Linked DNA regions of Homo sapiens: region 2 is linked to region 1. A link is an interaction called in ENCODE POLR2A ChIA-PET data of the cell type or tissue named here. Cell type or tissue: PC-9. All regions are shown on one strand. Each heading gives the region's core, and the rest is flanking DNA. Links, peaks and the distances in the headings are about the cores only.

Region 1 (7,418 bases), core at 2,312-6,311:
AATGTGGTTTCGCAGAACCCCAGCTCACTCTAACAGAACCAGCTGGGACCAGAGAGGGTCCTGGTTTGCTCTTTGTGTGCACAGCTGATTTCTCAAAGCACTAACTCACTTTTCTCTGTACATAAAGATGACACTGGGGACACCTGTCATCAGGGATCGGGGCATCAGCTGCACCCAGTCAGGCACCCACTCACCCACGTGAGACTTTCAAAGCCAGCTGGCTAAGGCTTGGGAGGTACCCCCAGGGCAAAAGGACAGCTTGTCGTTGAGTGAAGTGAACCGCCTTTAACATTTTTATAGGTTATAGCCTGCCTAGGCAGCAGCAACCAGCTATTTGATAACCAAGGGGGTGACCAGATTTCTACTGGCCAGATAACCAGAAAACTAAGGCTTCTGCATTACACCGCTTCATAAGAGAAAATAAGCATTTTAGCTACAGGGAAGCCCTGTTGTTTTTGAAAGCTGGAGGAGGTCCTCCTGCTGGCCATGGGCTTGGCTGGCCGTGGGCTAGGCTGACTCACAGTCAGAGAGCAGCCTTTGTGGCTGAGCTCAGCGGAACTCAGCGGACACCCGCACGGTGGCCCAGGGCCAGCAATAAACAAGTCAGGGCTGCTCCTGGCGCTCAGGAATCTGGGGTCAATTAGGGATCAATGGTGCCAGAGGATTTAAAACAATTGCAACCAGCCAGGCAGGCTCAGGCTGTATCAACAGTGAAATGCAGAATGTGCAGATACAATTGTACTATCCCTAAATTAAATTAACGTTCTACCCCTCGGCAAGGCATTTTTCTTAATAAGTGGGATTGCTCCTGGCCAAGCTTTAACCACTAGGGATGGCAATGACCGATGACCTAACTCGTCACTTAACCTTGGCCAAGGACACCAAAACCCTAGTCATTAGGGGACCCATCTGTGAACCTCTGTTGAACAATGAAGTCAAACCTAATCTGATTTCACCCACACCTTACATTTTTAAGCTGCAAATTTCCACAATTCTCTGACTGACAAGAACATGAGGTCTATTTGATAACCAAGGGCAATGACAGGATTTCTTTTGGCCAGATAACCAGAAAACGTAAGGCTTCTGTATTACATCGCTTCGTGAGAGAAAATAGGCATTTTAGCTCATCATTTCCTCTTGTCATTTCTCATTGTTGTGCCTACCTGGCACAATGTTAACTCTATAGAAAGGCTGACTTTTTAAAATTTTTGTGGGTACACAGTAGGTGTATATATTTATGGGTTACATGAGATATTTTGATACAGGAATGTCATACATAACAATCACAGCAGGGTAAATAGGGTATCCATCACCTCAAGTATTTATCCTTTGTGTTTCAAACAATCCAATTATATTCTTTTAATTATTTTAAAATGTATAATTAAATTATGTTTTACTATAGTCACCCTGTTGTGCTAGCAAATGCTAGGTCTTATTTCTTCTTTCTTTGTACCCATGAAAGGTTGAATTTTTAACTGCGGGCATCAGTGACTGCTAAGGATCCAGCAGAGAGGGCAGTTTGACTCAAAGAGGTGAAAAAAATCAGTGGGGTCTTTTGATCATCAGGAATCAGAAGCAACTGGAGGCAGGGACCCGGAAACCCAGGCAGGGCCACTCAGGAGAATGACAGAACCCTTCCAGGCCTCCATGCATGACAAGCTGGTATGCACACCATTTGGTTGGCTTCCTGGGTCAGAATGGGTCCTTTGTGTCCCTTCTACCATCTTTGACAGAACTGCCTTTGGTCCCCAGGCTCCAGCAATGTGGTCTGAATGGGGGTTGTCTCCCTTTCTGTGTCTCCACCTCTCTGGCCATAGTCCCCTTGAGGGAGGACACCAACCCAGTCACGGCTGATCAGGGTCTCTCCCTGAGATTTATTTGTGCTACTGCTGGTGGGGAAGAAATGTTTCTTTTTTGGCTGGGCGCAGTGGCTCATGCCTTTAATCCCAGCACTTTGGGAGGCCGAAGGAGGTGGATCACCTGAGGTCAGGAGTTTGAGACCAGCCTAACCAACATGGTGAAACCCCATTTCTACTAAATACAAAAGATTAGCCAGTCATGGTGGCACATGTCTGTAATCCTAGTTACTTGGGAGGCTGAGGCAGCTGAGGCAGGAGAATTGCTTGAACCTGGGAGGTGGAGGTTGCAGTGAGCCGCAATTGTGCCATTGTACTCCAGCCTGGGCAACAAGAGTGCAACTCCATCAAAAAAAAAAAAAAAAGAAAGAAAGAAAAGAAATGTTCCTTTTTGGAGGAGGAAGAAGAACCTCGAAGCTGCTGGTGGTCAGATTGTGTGACTGCTGGGGAAAAGGGTCCACAACCCTTTGGTGAGAATGAAGCCAAAATACAGAGAGAAGCATATGGCAGACAAGCTGGAATGTTCGGTCCAAACAGTGGCTCCCGAGGCTAGAGTACCCCCACCAGCATGAACCACTGAACCAATGAGCTTGCTTCTCTTCTTGTCCAAGTTCATGCAGCGTTTCTTGATATGACACTTGGTAATGATTTCTTAGCATTCTATATGTCATGTTACTATTATTTCTGCTGTACAATTTTGGGTACATTTTGGCAGCTAAGTACTCATTCAGATCAGCAGCTCTCCACACGTCAGGTTGGCTTGGGAAGCAAGCTTGGAAGACCAGGACGAAGGGTAGGCATAGACTTTGAGGCAAGCTTCGTAGACTATCATAGGGGTTTGCTTCTTACTATCAGAATTCAGCACTGACTCATTTATAAACCAGGAGCAAAAGAAGTGTTATTTTGATTTGCACTTGTTGAAACATTGATTATTTACCAGGAAAGGCTATAGGCAGCAAAGAGAGATCAACCTGAGATGACTTCATAATCTTTGTGACTACAGGGTTTGTCTTCTTTTGGGGGGTTCACAACCATTAACTTCCATTTCCAATGAAGAGTAGGATTTACACCAGATCAAATATCCCTGTTCTTTCCTATCTATCTATAAACCTAAATTGAGTTCAACACATACATAACACCTGAGCATGTGCTATGCTGGAGACCTAAAGGCAGCTCCTGGTCTTACAGACAGACCCATTGGTATTCCTAGTTGATTTCATCCTATTAGTTGAAAACCCTTCAGCAGACCCCACAAGGGCACTCAGAATACAGTTGTTGCTAGAAGTAGCTCTCAAGGTCCTATGTGATCTTCCGCACCACGCATGATCGCCCTCACCTCCCCTGGTGCCCAGTGGGAGCTCTGTGCTCTCTCCCTCCCCACACTCTTGTCCTCTGTGAGGATAGGGTCACACCCAGAAGCTTCTTTCCTCAGCCCCACCCCAACTATCTATACCCTACTCACCCGTGAGGGTCCCACTCCAGTCCCTCTTTCTTAAAACCTTCCCCAAGTCCAGCTCTTATACATCTTTCTGGCAGAATTTCCATAACATTTGTTTTTGAACTCTCTCAGAAAGGGACTTCTGTGATTATTTTAAACTGTAACCTTGCTGGGCACAATGTCTGCTCCTGTAACCCCAACATTTTGGAAGGCCAAAGTGGGCGGATTGCTTAAAGCCAGGAGTTGGAGACCTGCCTGGGCAACAAAGCAAAGCATCTCTACAAAGAATAATAATAAATTACTGGTTTTGATGGTGTACACCTATAGTCCCAGCTACTTGGAAGGCTGAGGCAAGAGGATCACTTGAGCTCAGGACTCTAAGGCTACAGTGAGTGAGTTATGATTGAGCTGTGATTGTGCCACTGCACTCCAGCCTGGGTGACAGAGTGAGACCCTGCCCCTAAAATAAATAAATAAGATAAACTTTAAAACAACACTGTAGGCTCATCATGTATCTGGTTATTCCTATCCAGACTCCTGGAGCCTGGCAGTGGCCGTGTCATGTGTAGGGTGTCCCATGAGTGGCAGGAAGGGCTGTTCAGGGAGCAGGGGGAGAATGCTGAGGATGGCAGGGGCACAGAGGAAGGGGAGGTGACCTCCATCTCTGCTGTAATCAGCTTCCTGGGTTCTGTTTACTGTAGGCAGCACAGCCCCTTCATCCTGTGTTGTTCTACTTTCTTTTTCTCTGCTGTCTTTCCATTCCCATGGGTTTTAATAAATACATACCTTGAGACGTGACAGAATCTATTTCCCCAATGGGCATCTATGAGGCATCAGGATGTGGTTTAGCGTCTGACCTAGTGGTGGCACCCAAAGGCATTCCCTGCAAACACAAGCCTCCTCCCTGGTCTCAAGGATCTCAATCTCTGGGCGATGTTGCTGGCAGGGCATCAGGGTTTTAAAATGGTGATATCAACTCTCTTTTTTCATAGCTACATTTCCCAACTCTGGCTTCATTCCCTAGTTCTGACACCGAGTAGCTGTAGAACTCTGAGCAGACCATTTAACCTCTCTGAGCCTTTGTTTCTTGGTGACAATAACAGTCTCTTCTTTGGCTGTTACCAGGATTAAAAGCTTCAGTGAACGTAAAGTTCCTAGCCCAGTGCCTGGAGCTTAACGGGCACACAAAAAATGTGCCAACTGCCTGCACAGGGAAATTCTGCCCAAGGGAAGCTTTAATTACAGTTGCTTTCTCTTTCTCCCAATTCAAGGATTTGCTTCCAAGACAATTAACAGACCACAGAATTCTGCTACCTATCAGCCACTGGTCGCCAACAGACTCCCAATGTTGGCACAAACACCGTCTCTCGAAGCTGGGACACTTAGACAGGTGCCAGCTTGTGGCTCCATGGCTCCCGGTGCATCCGGATCTGTGACAGTTACACAAGACGTGTGCTTAAATATTTACCATGCTCAGAGTCTCCCCAGCACGGTGGGGCTCAGAAGAAAATCCAAGAAGCAAGGCGGCTCTGGCATCATCCGCTCCTAGCTTGGTGGAGCATATGTCTTGATGGGAGGTATCGTCAACAGACTGGGCGACCTGTTGCTTTAAAAGATGAACAATAACGATCTCCTCTCAGACTCAGGAACAAATACTAGGCATATCAGATTGCTTGTGAGACTTAGGCAATTAGAATGGTTCTGTGATATCATTCCCCTGAGGGTCCAGGAACTCCCCTAAGTTCCCAGTGTGGGTGCACAGTGTGAAACGCTGGAGGAGGGGAGAAGCAGCAGACATGTTTCAGCACCACCTACGCGTCTGACATGAGCTTTTGTTATCTCATTCACGCTGCAGGAACATTGTCTCCATTATCATTATGATTGTTTCTACTTTACAGATAGGGAAACCAGCTCAGAGAAGGTGAGTAATGGACCCGAGGTCACACAGCTGTGAGACGCAGGGCCAGGATTTGGCTCCAGCTACTAGCCTGTAGCAGCATGGGCATGGCCCAGTGGAAAGACTAACACAAAGATGAACATCCCAGCACCCTTCCAAAAGGCTCTCCAAAGAGATGGGTCCCACAAAGGTGCAACAGTCTCCAAGATTCCCTGACCTCACTGTACAGCCAGAGGTTGGGAATTCCTTCCCTTAAGTCAGCCCTGATCCTGGTGCCCCCCTGTACATTTCTCCCACTGACAACTGCTCAGGGAGGTTCCTCGCCAGGGATGTAAACAGGACAGGGTCAGACCCCAAGTGCCAAGTAGGTAGCCAAGGGGGACAGAGGCCCTGTCTAGGGTACCTGAAACACACTATGGAGGGGCTGGTGGAGAGATTCTACTCTCCACTTGGATCTTACGCAGGAGCAAGGAGGTAAAAAGAGTGACCACACACACTAGATTTCACAGTCAGTAAGGACTGAAACCTCTGATCTGCTGACTGGCTTCACCAGGAGGGATATCCTGGGAGTCCCAGGCAGCCACTGGCAGCACCCCTGCTGTGGAACCCAGGATTCCTGCACCTGAAAGGGGAGTCTTCTGGGACCACTCCTGGAGCCCAGGAGGGCTGCACGTGTCAGGGGCCCACAGACAGGTGAAGAAACCCTTTAAGCCTCTTTCCTCGAGTGAAGGCCGACCTCCCCCACTCCCCGGCATTAGACATTCTGGTTTTGCAGGAGCTGCTGATGGTGGCGGTAGTAGGGGGAGAGTCTACATTTCGAATGAGCTTCCCTTCCTGGTGGTCTTGGTACAAGTCTGTGGGTGTATTTTGAAAACTGCTGCTTTCCCTCCAACACAGCTTCCCTTGCTGTCTCCTTGGACTGCAGCAGCGTTTCTTACAGCCACGTGGCATCTCAGGGAATTCTCTGGAAGATGAGGCTACACCGAAGTCAAGAGGCGTCTTTGCTGGGCTCACTGTTGAGCTGTGGAGGGCCTGTAAGGCCCCAGAGGAGGCCGTTCCTTGGACTCTGTGCAGGGAAACTTCTCTTGACTAGAAATACACCTGTCTTCTCCGCCCAAAGCCCAAAGTGGGTGGCCTGGGCTTGCAAAGAGACGAGCAGGCTCAGGGCAGGATGGCTCCCTGCAGCTCTATGGCCTCGAATGGGGTAAGGGACTCCCTGGAGGCCTGAGTAATTTGGGCACTGGGAAAACAGGGTCCTCTATTTCTAGTTTTCCTGTCCAGAGCACCCCAGGGCTGTGTGCCTGGCCTTGTGGGGGCCGTGACCCTGACCCTGGCTCTCCCTAAGGTGACCACTCACCCTAGAAACACCCTAGAAACTCACCCTAGAAGATTTGCTAAACAGCAACAGTTTAGCTAATCTTCACATCTTTGAAGGTACAAAAGTCCCATGTGGGGCCTCGGGTCAGAGAACTGCCACAAACAGCCCGTGAATTCATTAATCCTTCCCCAGCCTCTCGGTTTGGCTGCATTCCTTCATGTATCCATTCAACACATAGCACTGAGCATCTACTGTGTTTGGATTTTGGGGGAATCTTTGGGTAGCTTCAGCTACTAGGACAAAGAACACCGCCCCCTGAGATATACATGCCTGGACGATGAATCCTGTGCGTCTACACAACATTTCTGAATGTTCTGAAAAGGAAAAATAATAATAAACAAATGTGTGAGGTAGTGATTAAGATATTCACAATATTTCCCTTTAAAACAGGAAAGTCTGACAGCTAAAGAGGAGAAACGTCTTTGCTGTCCCCCCGACTCCCACTTCAATTTAGACTCCTGATTGCTTTCTTGATCTTTCAGGGTTATAACCGCGATCTCAATGACTAATAGAAAACTCCATTAGGCTCCGTCTTTATGAAGGGAATTAATGACTTCGTAAATTTAGTGCTTCGTAAACATAGGAGGGGGAGCACTTCCCTCAGGCTTGACGATTCCCTGGCAGGGAGGGAGGCTGGATAGGAAAGGAAACGCTTCCAGCCTGCTGAGAGGCCTCCTCACCCAAGCATTCTCTGCTGCTCCTTAGAAAGCCAGGCCCCACAAGGCTTAGGTGCGCCAAGATCCTGAAAAAGAAGTCAACGCGAAGGCACGAGAGCTGGGAGCCAGGGAGAAAGAGATGCGTCCGCCGACTTGAAAAAAAATACCAACTGGTGAAATTTTCAAATATAAA
Region 2 (7,418 bases), core at 1,725-5,724, 160 kb before region 1:
CTATTGACGGTGGAAAAGTTTTGAACAGCAAACATAATGGAGAAGTATATGACGAAACCTCGTCAAACTTACCTGATAGTAGTGGTCAACAGAATCCAATTAGGACAGCTGATTCCTTGGAGCGGAATGAGATTTTGGAAGCTGATACTGTTGACATGGCTACTACAAAAGATCCTGCTACAGTTGATGTCTCTGGAACTGGCAGACCTTCCCCTCAAAATGAAGGATGTACATCTAAACTGGAAATGCCACTGGAGAGCAAATGTACATCATTTCCCCAGGCTTTATGTGTCCAGTGGAAAAATGCTTATGCTCTCTGTTGGTTAGACTGTATCCTGTCAGCTTTGGTGCACTCGGAAGAGTTAAAGAACACCGTGACTGGACTGTGCTCGAAGGAGGAATCTATATTCTGGCGGTTGCTTACAAAATATAATCAAGCAAATACACTTCTATATACCAGTCAATTGAGTGGTGTTAAAGGTTGGTACTAATATTTTATTTTTATTTACTTATTTATTCATCTGGAGTCAGGGTCTCATTCTGTCACCCAGGCTGGAGTGCAGTGGCATGATCATGTCTCCTTGCAGCCTTGACTTCCCTGGCTCAGGTGGGCCTCCCACCTCAGTCTCCCAAGTAGCTGGAACTACAGTCGTGCACCACCATAGCCAGCTAAGATAGTGAGATGGTGGCCCCACTGTCTTGCCCAGGCTGGACTCGATTTCCTGGGTGCAAGCACCCTTCCCGCCTCAGCCTCCCAAAGTGCTGGGATTACAGGCATGAGTCACCATTCCAGCCTACTTGTCTTTAATTCTTAAAAATATTAATGTTGAGTTTTGTCTCCCAGCATGTGGGAAAGATGTCATCCATTGCTTCTGTTTCCTGGAGGCCTGGGAGCAAGGAGCCCAGGAACAGTATCACGAAGCTTGAGATAATACCAGTTACATTATCCTGACTGCCCAAAAGGCAGTTTTTTTGTTTTTTTTTTTTATACTTTAAGTTCTGGGGTACATGTGCAGAACGTGCAGTTTTGTTACATAGGTATACGTGTGCCATGGTGGTTTGTTGCACCCATCAACCCGTCACCTATATTAGGTATTTCTCCTAATGCTGTCCTTCCCCAACCCCTCCATTCCCCATCAGGCCCCAGTGTGTGATGTTCCCCTCCCTGTGTCCATGTGTTCTCATTGTTCAACTGTCACTTATGAGTGAGAATATATGGTGTTTGGTTTTTTGTTCTTGTGTTAGTTTGCTGAGAATGATGGTTTCCAGCTTTATCCATGTCCCTGCAAAGGACATGAACTCATCCTTTTTTATGGCTGCATAGTATTCTATGGTGTATATGTGCCACATTTTCTTTATCCAGTCTATCATTGATGGGCATTTGGGTTGGTTCCAAGTCTTTGCTATTGTGATTTTTTTTTTTTTTTTTTTTTTTTTAAGACAGAGCCTCACTCTGTTGCCCAGGCTGGAGTGCGATGGCATGATCTCAGCTCACTGCAACCTCCGCCTCTCAGGTTCAAGCAATTCTTCTGCCTCAGCCTCCCAAGTAGCTGGGACTACAGGCGCCCACCACCAGGCCCAGCTAATTTTTGTATTTTTAGTAGAGACAGGGTTTCACCATGTTGGTCAGGCTGGTCTTGAACTCCAGACCTCATGATCTGCCTGCCTTGGCCTCCCAAAGTGCTGAAATTACAGGTGTGAGCCACCATACCTGGCCTAGGCAGTCTTTTTCAAAACTCTAAGACTGTGCTTGTGTCTCAGGGTGTCAGGATAATAGTGGTTAGTTTTAAGTGTTTAAACTACTGAAAAGCAGAATGAAGAAGTGAGTAAAAATCACCCATAATCACACAACCTCCTAAGATCTCTTGGCACAATAAGGGATATGTTTTTCATTTTATTCTCTGTAAAATAGGATACTTATGAACCCACCTCCCAACACAGGAAGAATTAAAACATTCCCAATAACTTACATTTACCTATGCGTTTCCTCCCATCCCATTCTCTACCTCCCCCCCATAAGTAATCATTATCTGAAATGTGTTTCATCATTCCATCTTTTCTTAGTTTTTCTTACATGTGTTTATCTAAACAGTATACAGTAGTCTCCCCTTATTGTAGTTGTACTTTTCTTGGTTTCATTTAACCCGAGGTCTGAAAGTAGATGAGTATAGTACAGTAATATATTTTGAGAGAGAGGGAGACCACATTCACATAACTTTCATTACAGCATATTGTTATAATTGTTGTATTTTATTATTAGTTTTAATCTTACTATGCCTAATTATAAAACTTGATCATAGGTATGTAGTTATAGGAAAAAGCATAATATATAAAATGTTTAGTTACTATCCAAGGTTTTAGGCATCCACTGGGGTCTTGGAAGGTATCCCTCTCAGATAATGGGGGATGGATGGTACTGAACCCTGTATATACAATGTTTTTCCCTATACATACATAATTATGATCAAGTTTAATTAAGAGTAAATTAAATGTGGGCCAGGTGCAGTGGCTCACATCTGTAATCCCAGCACTTTAGGAAGCTGAAGCGGGCAGATCTCATGAGGTCAAGAGTTCGAGACCAGCCTGGCCAACATGGTGAAACCCCATCTCTACTAAAAAATACAAAAATTGGCTGGCTATGGTGGCACACGCCTGTAGTCACAGCTACTCTGGGAGGTTGAGGCAGGAGAATTGCTTGAACCCAGGAGGTGGAAGTTGAACAATCACTTGAACCTGGGATCACGCCACTGCACTCCAACCTGCCTGGGTGATAGAATGAGACTCTGTCTCAAAAAAAAAAAAAAAAAAAAAAAAGTAAAGTAAATGTGGCTCAACATGTTGCTGTCAGTTGGAACATTTGTTTCTGATCGTGTCTTCCACCCACAAATTGAATGCTTTTTCCATCTTAACACTTATCAGGCACTGTGGCCATAACTTGAGCAGTTGAGATGCAACAGCAAAATTAGCACAAATTTCTTTTTCTTTCTTCGCAGTTTCATGGATAAGAGATTTGTTCTTAGATCTCAGCAACCTCAGCATATGATTTTTTTCTTTAAGTTGAGAACTTTGACCTTTTTACTTAGAGAAGCATTTTACAGCTTCTCTTTGGCATATCTGAATTGCCAGCATTACTATGCTCGTGCTTTGGGGCCATTATTAAGTCAAATAAGGGTTGCTTGAACACAAGCACTGCAATACCATGGCAATAGATCGCATCACCAAGATGGCTGCTAAGTGAACCACAGGCAGGAGTGTAGACAGCATGGACACATTAGACGAAGGGAAGATTCACGTTGCCAGTGGAACACAGCAGGACAGCAAGAGAGTTCATGATGCTACTCAGAATGGCATGAAATTTAAAGCTTATAAATTGTTTCTGGAATTTTCCGCTTAATATTTTCAGACCACGGTTGAGTTCAGGTAACTGAAACCATAGGAAGCAAAACACGGATGAAGAGGGACCACTTCGTATTGCCTAATTTAGTTTGTTTTGATCTTCTGGGACCTTTTTTTCTTGTTGTAAAAATTTATGGGGCTGTTTATAGTTGTGGCTCATTGATTTTTCATTGCTACATAATACTTCCATTTTGTAAATATAACAGAATATTCATCTACCTGTCAGTGGACAGTGGGGTTTTTTTGCCATTATAAATGCTGCTGCTGTGACCATTTGGGGGGCAAGTCTCCTGGGGCACAGTATGAGTTTCCCTTCTGTATAACAAAGGAATGGAAAATTATAGACTTTCGTGTCCAAATTTACAAGATAATGACAATTGTTTTCCAAAGTGGTTGTACCAAGCAATTCTCCCATTAATAGTGTATATAAGAGGTCTTCCTGATCCATATATTCTTCTTGGTTTATTTTCACACTTTTGAGATTTTTGCTATTTGAGTGGTATAAAATGGTCTGTGATCTTGATTTGCCGTTTCCACATTTTGAAGAGGTTGTCGGCTCTATGTGTATATATTGCTCATATTTGTTCCCTCTTCTGTGAAATGCCTTTTGTATCTTATCCCTATTTGTTCTGTTCTGTTGATTGTCACGTTTTAATTGATTTGTATGAGTTTGTTCCTTGTATCATTGTTGCTAGAGTTACATCAGATGTGTTGCTGAATCTGCTCCCAGTTTGCAGCTTGTGTTTTTACTTTTTAAAAACTGTCTTGATTTATAGGGAAGTCTTTATCTTTTCATTTGGAGCTAGTAATGTTTGTGGCTTTTTAAAGAAATTATTACTATTCCCAAGGTCAGAAAATCATTCACCTATATTTTAACTGAAAAGTTATAAAGTTTTGCTTTTGACATTGAAATTTCTCATTCAGTTGGAATTCATATTGATGTGTGGTATGAGGTAAGGATCCATTTTTTTCCCATTTGCATAGCCAGTTTTTGTAGCTCCACTTTATTTTCTCACTTGATCTGCCATGCCACCTCTAGCATGTATCAACATATCATGTATGTGTGCAGCTGTTCCTTAACTCTCAATTTTATTCTCTTGGTTACTTTGTCTAACCCAGCACTCATACTTTTTAAATTATTATGGCTACCTTGTAGGGCAAGAATCCTCACTTTTATTCAACTTCTTTTGAAGTGTCTTGATGCATATTTTTTCTGATCTTACTTGGCCATATATATTTTGGGGACAGATGTGACATCATACCAAGCTTTCTTTGCTTGACATTGTAGATATTTTCTTATTCATTAATGTGCTAAAAATTTTGAGTTTGGTCATACAGTCTTTTATATGGATCTTATACATCGTTTCCCTCTTGTTAACCATTCAGGCTGTTACTAGTTTTTGCTGTTGTGAATTAACACCAGGACAAATATCCATATATCTTTTGAATTAATTACTGACTAGTTTCCTAGGAAAGATATTAGAATATGAATATTAAAGGTCTTGCTGAATACAGTTTTCAGAATGGTTGTACCAATATATAATTCCATTTTCATTATGTAGAAAAAATACCTCAGTGTTTTCTAACCACCTTTGGTTAGAACATTCAAGACGTTATGGTTTTGTTAGGTAAGAAATATTTTGTTTCAGTGTAGGTTTTCTTTGAGACTGAACTTTTTTGTGTGTGTCAGTCATTTACAGTTTTTTGCAATTTTTAAAATTCAGTTTCTCACAAGCATTTTGCCTTTGACTTTTCTTCTATTTCTGCTTTCTCTAATTACAGAAACCCCAGTGTTAAGTAGGTGACAGTTCAGTTGTTTGCTGCAGAAGAGCAGCAGTTCAATATTGGAATTAACTTTAATTTTATGTTTTTAATCTGTTACTAATTTTTTACAGAATAATTGTAGTTTTTATAATCTGGTTAATTATATGTTTGAGCTGCATTACTTTGCAATGTAAGTTTTTTTTTTTGGCATGGTCAAATAACAAAAATTCTGGTTAATGCTTATTTCATATTACAGGAGAATCCAGATATTTCATTAGGGAAACATATAAGCAGAGTGTGATCAGGCTGTATGAATTATTTATAAGAGATGTGAGTGAAAAGATCTATTTGTAGCTTAAGAGTAAGTAGAGTCAGATGCATGTAGAGTCTTTTATTCAAAATAATTTTCTTATTAATCTTGGATAGTTTCTTGTCACAGTAATTCCATTTTGAAGATAATAAATATTACCATAAAGAAGTGATCAAAAACATAGATATGTGTGCCCAAAGGTATTTATCACAATAGTATTTATAATAGTGAAAAAAGAAACAACTAAAATGTCTGGCAATAGGAGAATGATTAATAAAGCGATGTTTCAGCTGAATATAGTGGCATGCGCCTGTAAGCCCAGCTACTCAGGAGGTTGAGGCTGCAAGATGGCTTGAGCCCAGGAGTTAATGACCAGCCCAGGCAACATAGCAAGACCCTGTCTCCAAACACACAAACACACACACAAGTGCTATGTTTCAGTCACTGTATAATAACTAGCCAGATTTTTTGTTGTTGTTGTTTTGTTTTTGTTTTTGTTTTTTGAGAGAGCATCTCACTTGCCCAGGCTGGAGTGCAGTAGTACAATCACAGCTCACTGCAGCTTGTAGAACCCTAACCCTCCTGGGCTCAAATGATCCTCCCACCTCAGCCTCCTGAGTAGCTGGGACTACGGGTGGGTACCACCATACCCAGCTTTTTTTCTAAGAGATAGGGGTTTCACTATGTTGCCCAGGCTGGTCAGTTTTTAATGAAGCACATTTGTGTAGACAAAGCAGGATGTGGAACCGGATAAACACTATGTTGCCACTGAAGACCCCTTCAAACCCCTCAAAAATGACATAGAAGGGAAATATGAGATATTAGTTTGGGAAATAATTGTAACTTTATTAAGACTCCTTATAAATTTATCTGTTCCTATGACCTGGCTAAGTTCAATAAAAGTTACACAGAGTGGAATAAATGGTTAGACATCATTTGTAGTATAAGTAATTGCACATAAGGAGGTAACTTTAGCTGTTTTAGAGATAGACATAGTATCTGAAAGGTTAGTTATTTTACTAGACCTGTGATTATTTGGGTGAGAAAGGCTTTCACTGAGATTTTACCCATTCAGTAAGTACTAATGATATTGTGCTGATAGCATATATTAAGGGAATATATGGTATACCACAGAGAAAGAATTAAGGAAATTTTGTGTTTTGCTTTTTGTCTGTTTGCAAAACTTACTGACTCAGCTTTCATTCTTGGGAATGTGTCAGTTTTCTGTGGGAAGATATACATTGATGAGGAATTGATAATGTTCTCTGTATTTTCTTAGATGGAGATTGTAAAAAACTTACCTCAGAAATATTTGCAGAGATAGAGACCTGTCTGAATGAAGTTAGAGATGAAATTTTTATTAGCCTTCAGCCCCAGCTTAGATGCACATTAGGTAAGTAATTGGTAAAACTTACTTGTATTATACTCATCTACCATATAGAAATATGTACCTCATAAGGAAATATAATACTGTTTGATTACCTTGGATGATCATATTCTTGGGAGAGAGAATCTGAGTAGTTTGACTTAGGAATCTACCACTGGGTAAGTTATTGTAGGGCAGAGCTGTTCCATATAAATATGTAGGCTGGTGTTCCACCTCTTGAGAGTGGGTGCAGTTCTCAGAACCAGGAGAATTTTAGGGGGCATATCATTAGTTGCTTCTCTAGTACGTTTCCTAGTAGACAGATCTAGCATTTTTAACCTCAATTGTGCATTAAAAAGCACCGAGGGAATTTAAAAGTAAATGCCAATGCTGGGGCATTTGAATTAGGATCTCAGGGATGGGGCTCAGGAAATCAGTAATTTTTAGAAACCCCACATGATTGTTATATGTACCCAGGGTTTAGAATCTCATCTAAACCAACCATAGTAATTCTACTTCCCTACCAGTGATTGGTTTAGGAATGTCCTTGTGGTAGAGTTTTGGCCAGTGGATATTAAGAGA

Evidence for each region. Peaks named below come from ENCODE experiments on the same cell type or tissue, not always from the same donor. Only the 100,000 strongest peaks of a DNase experiment are listed, where the experiment ranks them.
Region 2: POLR2A ChIA-PET joins it to region 1 with 6 read pairs; 4 of 35 experiments call an interaction of 5 or more read pairs at or near these places.

The regions. Positions count from the first base shown.
Region 1 is chr13:30,792,231-30,799,648 of GRCh38, forward strand. No RefSeq gene overlaps it. Among named protein-coding and RNA genes, the nearest start is that of LINC00398, 7.3 kb to the right of the region's middle. RefSeq lists enhancers at 1-1,524, 402-696, 450-966, 6,374-7,418 and a silencer at 402-696. In PC-9, for the core only: CTCF peaks have their summits at 4,187 and 4,447; a DNase peak (open chromatin) is centred at 4,161; H3K4me3 peaks cover 1,599 bases; H3K27ac peaks cover 2,118 bases.
Region 2 is chr13:30,630,995-30,638,412 of GRCh38, forward strand. It overlaps USPL1 (ubiquitin specific peptidase like 1), which reads left to right. Exons shown (of 9, transcript NM_005800.5): 4 at 1-480; 5 at 6,750-6,863. Among named protein-coding and RNA genes, the nearest start is that of USPL1, 17 kb to the left of the region's middle. In PC-9, for the core only: no CTCF peak of the experiment used is centred there; no DNase peak of the experiment used is centred there.